Regions from separate parts of the Homo sapiens genome. Here region 2 is linked to region 1. Evidence: read pairs that join two places in POLR2A ChIA-PET (ENCODE). Cell type or tissue: MCF 10A. All regions are shown on one strand.

Region 1 (4,000 bases):
CAAAGTTATTTCAGGGAAGGACTAGCAAATGTCATCAGCGTGGTCCTGGTCATTTTATTGGCTTTAATTGAATAGGTCCCTCAGAATCCATGGTTTTATTGGGACCAAAGACAATATAGGGATGTAAATGGCAGGAATGGGATTCACAAGGAAGGCACCATGGGCAATCATGTTAAAAATGCTGGTGCTGCAATTTAAGAAGGGCATTGAGAAAAAAAATGGTGTTTTTAAGAGAAACTGGAAAAGGTAAGAAAACTCTGCCCCACAAACATCAGAAGAACTGCAGTGAAGCAAGAGGATGGGGATATTAAAGCTGTTCTCAAGTTTTGGAGGCACATTATCTAGGAGCAAGAGTGGAGTGATTCTGGATTGCTTCGCAAGACAAAGGTGCAATCAATGGGCATATATTAGAAACAGGCAGATTGTATCTCATTTTAAGGGAAATTTTCTAACAAGCAGTTGTCTTGCAGTGGAATGAGCTGCCTTCCAAAGTCATTACTGATAATATTTAAAAAGGATCTAAAGGGTCATTCACCAGGGCCTTGTAGAACAGCTTCCTGCACTTATAGACTAGACAATCTCTGAGGCTCTTTAAATACTATGATGCTACCTTTCTGTAAAACCCTCAACACTAGATTAGCTGGCTGACCCACCCGAGTGACATCAGGATTTTGTGTGAGCCTTGGGAACAAGGACAGGAGGCAAGTAACAGCAAAAATGAGTCAGAGGAAGCAACACTTCCAATCTGTCACCTGTTGGCAGTTGTAGTCTTTTGACTGTCTTTAGCCTGTTGGCTACTCACCTCCCCATCTATTCTCTAAATGAAGTACTCCAGCAATTGAGCTTGATTCAACAAGCATGGACGCTGTGCTGCTATAAATCATCGGTCCCTTCCTCCCTGAGCCCTTCAGTGGTCGGAGTAATTGGTTAATTGCCAGAGTTGTTAACAAGAATTAAGAATTCAGGGGAATTGGCTAAGAATGCAGATCTGTTGCAATATGCTTAGAACAAATGTGTTTGAAATATGCACACCTAAGTCAAAACAAATAGGTCTTGAGTCCTTTTTAACAATGTTTGAGACTGGCTAGGTCAGTGTTCCCTTTTTTTAACGGTGTCCCATGGTTTTTGTTTGTTTGTTTTTTTTTTTTTAAAGGAACGTAGTTTCTTTCACTGAATCTTCCAGTTGCCAAGTCCTAAGAAACTTTGCATTCTCTCCCTCTGCTCTCAATACTCACCGAGGCATCTCTCCATGCATAACCCTCTCTGCACATCCCACTTTTCTTTTGAAACAATCATCCCTTCTCACATGTTTTGATTTGTTCTGTCAAGTGAATGGATGAAAAATTTTCATAAAGGATGAGACAAATCCTAACACACCGCTGTCCATAACAGTATAAGCCCACAGATTTGTGCCCACAGGGATACAAGTTTGCAGATATTATAGCAGTTCCATTCTGGGTGGGACTCCTGGGCATTGCTGAGTTCCCTGCAGGTAATCAGATGTTTTTAGCAACAGTAAATCAGACACTGTCCATCCTTATGTTTTTTCAAAATATTCCCTTCGTTTTATTTTCCTTGATAACCTTATAAAACATGGAGAACAGCTACTATAATGACCTCTGTTTCCAAGATGAGTCAGTTGAGACAGAGCGGTTGTTATAAAGCCATGACTTAATCCTTAGATTTTCTATTTCCCATATCCTATCTTTATTCTTTCGATATCTTACTTTCACGAATAGTTTAACTTCTCTGCTTTAAAAGTCTGAAGTACCTATTGTTTCGTAATCTTGAAGTTTCTTCAGAATTGCTCATAGGATAGAACCTAGCAATGAGTAATTGGATTCAATTGTGTATACTTTAAGGTGTGTGTGTGTGTGTGTGTGTGTGTGTGTGTTTCTCAGAAGAATTGTGGAACATGGGGTGTGGCGCAATTTGGAGCCAGTCCAGTACATATTTGTAGAGTAGAAATAAAAACCTAGCCCCAGCTACTTGGGAGGCTGAGGCAGGAGAACAGCGTGAACCCGGGAGGCGAAGCTTGCAGTGTGCTGAGATCGGCGCCACTGCACTCCAGCCTGGGCGACAGAGCGAGACTCCATCTCAAAAAGAAAAGAAAAGAAAAGAAATAAAAACCAAGTCCGTGAGAAGCAACAAACACGGATTTACAAGGATTGATAGTTTTTACTCTTCTAAGTGGTCAAAGTTAGGGGGCATATATTTGAGTCATCATTAAACCAAGGCCTGATATGTCCATAGAAGATCTTTGAAGAGAATTAGATGAAAGTAAAATAATGTATCCTAAAAGCTTTTGAAATGCCAGTGAGTTGAAACATATACAGAGGTCCTACCCATGAAAACTGAGGTGTCATGGCCTACCCAAGTAGCAGACCAGGAACAGAAAATACAGCCAAGAGACTGACAATCATTACATAGCATAATTACCCCACAGTGTTCTCATAAGTTGCCATATACATCTCTTGTATTGTACAACATGAAGGAGCTAAAACCCTGGCAGAATAAACTGATTAATAAGAGAATTTCAAGTAAAGATGACTTAGTGTTTCTCAGCTGCTGAAGATCATTACTACTTCATACACTAAAGTTGAGGCAATCCTATGTCCAGAATTCCAAGATTGTCTAGGTTTCATGAGATTTTTTAAAGGTATCTGTTAAATATCAAGCCAATTATGAAACATTTTGTAACCATGTGTCTTAGACTCCTCAGGCCGCTGTGACAAAATACCATAGATTAGGTGCCTTAAACAACAGAAATGTATGTCTCACAATTCTGGAGGCTGGTAAGATGGAGCTCAGGGTGCCAACATATTTGGGTTCCCATGAGGGCCTCTTGCCAGTTTGGAGATGGCCAGCTTCTTGCTCTGTCTTTACTTAGTGGAAAAAGAGAGACAGGCAAGCTTGTGTCTCTTCTTAATAAGGTCATGAATCTCATTTATGAGGGCTCCACCCTAAAGATCTAATTACCTCCCAAAGGCCCAATCTCCAAATATCATCACATGGAGGATTAGGGTTTCAATATGGGAACTTTGGGAGAACACAAATATTCAATCCATAGTACTGTGCGAATCCCAAAAAATCACTTTTCAAATTATAATAAAAAATCCTTTTTATAAAGGATTTTCTTTTATAATGAAAGAAAAGTCAGAGCACATGCTATTTTGGCTCAGCTAATATTTTAATCTGAATAAGAAGACTATCAGATCTTTTTAAAAAAGTTTCCAAGATCTGGAGTTAAGGAGATCAGAGAGAAGAAATCAGATTTTGCATGTTCCCAACAAGACCCAGTGGGAGGAAAGAAAAATGGGACACTCAAATAAGATTCCGCCAAGTGCAGTGAATTCTGAGCTCCACATAGTGTGGCAAGTCATATTGGGAAGAGCTGGTTCTGCCACAGAGCACGTCTAAGAGAGGAAACCCCAGCCTAGCACTGGGCTATGCTTCAGGTATGGTGGCACTGTATCCAGCCAGCCTTCATGATACTTGTGTCCAAGTTTTGTGGAGAGCTTGGAGGTTATAAGCTATTATTGGATAAGTGATTTTCCTATATACTGTTTAAGTCTTTGGGCACAGTCAACAATGCTTGAAGCCCCTTCTAGCAGAAAATAACACCAACATAAAGGAGGCCTTTTTTGCCACTTTCCCATGAACCAGATCGGCAACCTGGGCCTCTCTGGGCTCCAGAGTCTCCCCTACTGCAGGGAACAGCAGAGTGCCAGGGCATAGAGGGCATAGCACTGTCCAGTGGAAACCTAGGTTGCACTGAGAGATTCAGGCAGTGGCAGCCTCCACTAGACATGGACTTCTTGATGGAAACTCTCATCAATACTGGCTGCATGAGTAGCTGTGCCTCCTGGGAGCAGACAACTTATGAACCAGAGCCAGGGAAATAGTGACGCATGGCAGAGACTAGTGAGCAAAGGAGAAATGTAGGTGACAACTTTCAGGCTCAATAAAAGCTTGTGATTGAACAGATTCATCAAAAGAC
Region 2 (4,000 bases), 130 kb after region 1:
AACATTAAGTAATTCTATTTACTATAACAGCAACAATTTCACCCTGAAAACCTGAGCTAAATGTCAAGATTTCTCCCTCAGATTCTGTGGGTGGTCAGCTTTTATTAAAGAATAAATATATCAATATTGCTTGATGATGGTAATAAATAACCAGACCTATAGAGGTCTTCTGAGTGTAACCATTCTGTTTGCTTCTCTTTTGATCCAAGCACTAGCATTGGGACCTCGTTTTTTTCTATCCACTGTAGGGGGTCCCAGACTGTGGCGCCCATTCCACTGACTTTCCGCATACTGCTGTTTGGAAAGGCGTGCTCAGGGACATGAGGGCATAAAGGATTCAGACACAGAATGAAGCCTCTCCTTATGGAAACAATTATGTGGCAGATTCCACTTGGTTTTAAGAAGCAGGCTGTAGAAGGGAAAAGGAAATCCCCCTTTATTTGCAGGAGGGTCCCTGAAAATGTAGCCTGGGAATATTGTTCTACCCAGCTCAAGATGCTCTGGCCCACAGTGGGAGCCTTGATTGGTTCTACTTTCAGATCTTTAAAGAAGAGATAGTACTGTTTCTTCCACAAAGATTCTTCTGCATGTGCTAGTATCAATAAACACTTTGATCAAGGCATGCTTTCTAAGTCAATAGTTGGCATCATGCATATGATCTTAAGCCAAAGGAAATGATTCTGACAGTAATACATTTGAGAGCCGAAAACATGGACAAGGAACCAAACACAAACCCAAACTTTGGGAAACTTAGGATCAGCATTAAACATGCCGCAGCACATCACCCAAACCACCACGCTCTAATATGTCAGCCAACAGAAAATAAGCACTTGTTTTTTAATCTTTCCAAGGCTGTTCTCATAAGGTTTTCTAGGACTATTTCTTCCAAAGTTACACAAAAGGAGGAAAAAAACTGAAATAACAACTTCACAGGAAAGCCACGTTTAGAGGCATTTTCTAGTCTTGCCCATCTACCCTTCCACACAGAAAAAAACCTCAGAGACAAACTCAGGAAAAAAAAAAATCTTTCCAAAAGCACTCTAATTATTTTTTCCTGCATCACCATCATTCAGTTGAACCAAAGCTTCTGTGTTTATTACTGTCCCAACTACTACTAATGAACAAAAAAGGGCTTACATTCCATGAATCTGAGATTTTTTACCTTTTTCAAATGTATCCTAAAGCCCTCCTTAGTCAATATTTCCACAAACCAACAGTAGTAATTAATCCAGGTTTTACTTAAGCTAACAAATGATTCCCCTTCATGATAGCCGTGTAAGCTGATTCATGAATTTGCTAATGTTCTCCAGGTTGCTGACAGAGCCCACTGTTACACAGTAAAGGGGGAAATCATGAGTGATATTAAGACTCTCCTCCCTACTTGTTAAAGTAAAAGCAAGAATTTCAGCAGTTCTGAGGGCCTCGTCTGTACCACAAAAGTTTTGCCTCTGCTGGCCACTCCAGATCTTGTGCTGATCTTCTCATCCTAGAGGTCTCACTGCCTCTGTGTCCTGAAGCAGACATACCCTAGGCCTTCTGAGATAAACACACAATCTCCTGCCTGCTCTACATCAGGCAGTCTGAAGGCAGAGAGGACCTGCAGATACTTGAAAGAAACAGCTCATCTGCTTTGGGAACCAGGGAAATTCATGCCACACTTCCAGGATCACTGGTCTCAGGAGGATTTAACTCAAGCTTGGAGTAAGAGTTGACATCCACAATGTCATCATCATCTAATTCTGTTTCCTCTTTCCCTGCCTTCCTTTGTCCTAGAAGCATTCTGTGATGACTAACAAACTGATTTATTCTGATTAAAAATAGTAGCTATCATTATTCAAATGCTCCCTCTCAATTTCTTCTATAATCTTAAGATACTGATAGACAGAGATAAAGACATAGCGAGAGAGAGACAGAGATAAATTACTGACTTGAGCCTTGGCCTGGGAATTAAGACTTGGCAGCTAAACTGCCACTGTTTGCCCTGCCATATTGAAAGATCTGCCCATCTAAAAAGCCATGGGGTAAAATAGACATTGCTAAGGCTATCGCTGAGGTATGGTAGTCCTAGGAAACCTTATGAGAACAGCTCTGGGAGGAAAAAAATGTTTCTTTTCTATGGGCTGACACATTAAAGAAGGGTGTGGGGTGACGTGCTGTGACATGTTGAATGCAGATCCTAAATTTCACAAAGTTTGGGTGTGTGTTTCATTCCTTGTCCATGTTTTCAGTTCCCAAATGTATTACTGTGAGAATCATTTCCTTTGGTCTAAGGCAGACATTAGAACCTGATCCATTATTTTCTAACTTTCTAGCTCTAATGCTCGATGTTCTGAGTGTGGAGAAAAAGCAGAATATCCTAAAGAAGTTGCTTTGATGGTTGTGATTTCATGATAATTGAGGTAGTTGATGTTGGCAGAAGGAAAAGGGACACTAGCAAAATTGAAATTAAAAATCAGTGCCAAAATGCTTTGGGTTACATAGGGAAAAAACAAGCTAAACTAAACCAAAAACCCTCTTACTATTCTACTATGCTTTTTTTGGCCCCACCCCTACTCTAGAGAAAGGAGCCTATGTAAATGCAACCAACATAAGTTGAAGAAAGCAAGGCAGCATAATAGGTCTTGCTGTGTAGCAATCTAGTGATCTGCATTCTTATTCTAGATTTGTTTACGAAGGCAGGTTTTGTTTTTCCTTCTGAATACCTTCCAGTATTTTATTTTATTTATTTATTTTCAGACAGAGTTTTGCTCTTGTTGCCCAGTCTGGAGTTCAATGGCATGATCTCGGTTCACTGCAACCTCTGCCTCCTGGGTTCAAGTGATTCTCCTACCTCAGCCTCCCAAGTAGCTGGGATTATAGGCATGTGCCACCACGCCCAGCTAATTTTGTATTTTTAGTAGAGATGGGGTTTCTCCATGTTGGTCAGGCTGGTCTCAAACTCCTGACCTCAGGTGATCTACCTGCTGCGGCCTCCCAAAGTGCTGGGATTACACGCGTGAGCCACCGCGCCTGGCCTGTTTTGTTTTTAATCATTACTATTGACCTCCATTTTCCTCAGCTTTAAAATTCATTAAATCTAGCCGGGTGTGGTGGCTTATGCCTGTAATCCCAGCACTTTGGGAGACTGAGGCGGGTGAATCACCTGAGGTTAGGAGTTCCAGACCAGCCTGACCAACATGGTGAAACCCTGTCTGTACTAAAAACTACAAAAATTAGCTGGGCATGGTGGCATGTACCTGTAGTTCCAGCTACTCAGGAGGCTGAGGCACAAGAATCGCTTGAACCCAGGAGTCAGAGGTTGCAGTGAGCCAAAATTGCACCACTGTACTCCAGCCTGGGCAACAGAGCAAGATTCCGTCAAAAAAAAAAAAAAAAAAAAGGATTAAATCAACAGTTATGCCACAAATATTTATTGAGCAATTTCTATATTCCAGATTCTATTCCAGGTACGTATGGGCACATCAGTGTAAACAAAGAAAAAAACAAAAACAACAAAGAAACTTACCCTCTTAAAGCTTACAAGACAAATAAACAGCAAAAATAATAACTAAAATAAAATGTAAGTTACACAGTATGCCCAATAAGTTTTATTGAAAAAACTAAAAAATACACCGGGGGAAGGGGGATCCATGTTGTTGAGGATGGGGGCAGGCTGCAGTGTTAAATAAATAAATCTCAATGAAGAACCCAAGTTCTGAAAAATGACCTGGCAGTGAGGGAGTTGAATGCACTGATATGGGAGCACTCTTGTTACGTGTTTATGAAAAATTAGGGGAGCACTATGGCTGGAACAGAAGGATCAAGGGAAGAAAAAGTAGGAGATAAAGTCAGAAAGCCTCATGGCCTTTGTAACAAGCTTTCAACATGACTGACTTACAGTTTAGAAGGACAGATCTCGCTGCTGAGTTAGGGATAGGTCAACAGAGGACAGGAGATTTGTTAAACTGCTACTGGAATAATGGAGGCAAAAGATGATAGTGACTCAGGCCAAGGTATCAGT

What was found. Peaks named below come from ENCODE experiments on the same cell type or tissue, not always from the same donor. Only the 100,000 strongest peaks of a DNase experiment are listed, where the experiment ranks them.
Region 2: POLR2A ChIA-PET joins it to region 1 with 7 read pairs; 2 of 35 experiments call an interaction of 5 or more read pairs at or near these places.

The regions. Positions count from the first base shown.
Region 1 is chr2:59,654,140-59,658,139 of GRCh38, forward strand. No RefSeq gene overlaps it. Among named protein-coding and RNA genes, the nearest start is that of LINC01793, 440 kb to the left of the region's middle. In MCF 10A, no CTCF peak of the experiment used is centred here; DNase peaks (open chromatin) are centred at 862 and 1,892.
Region 2 is chr2:59,785,155-59,789,154 of GRCh38, forward strand. No RefSeq gene overlaps it. Among named protein-coding and RNA genes, the nearest start is that of LINC01793, 570 kb to the left of the region's middle. In MCF 10A, no CTCF peak of the experiment used is centred here; no DNase peak of the experiment used is centred here.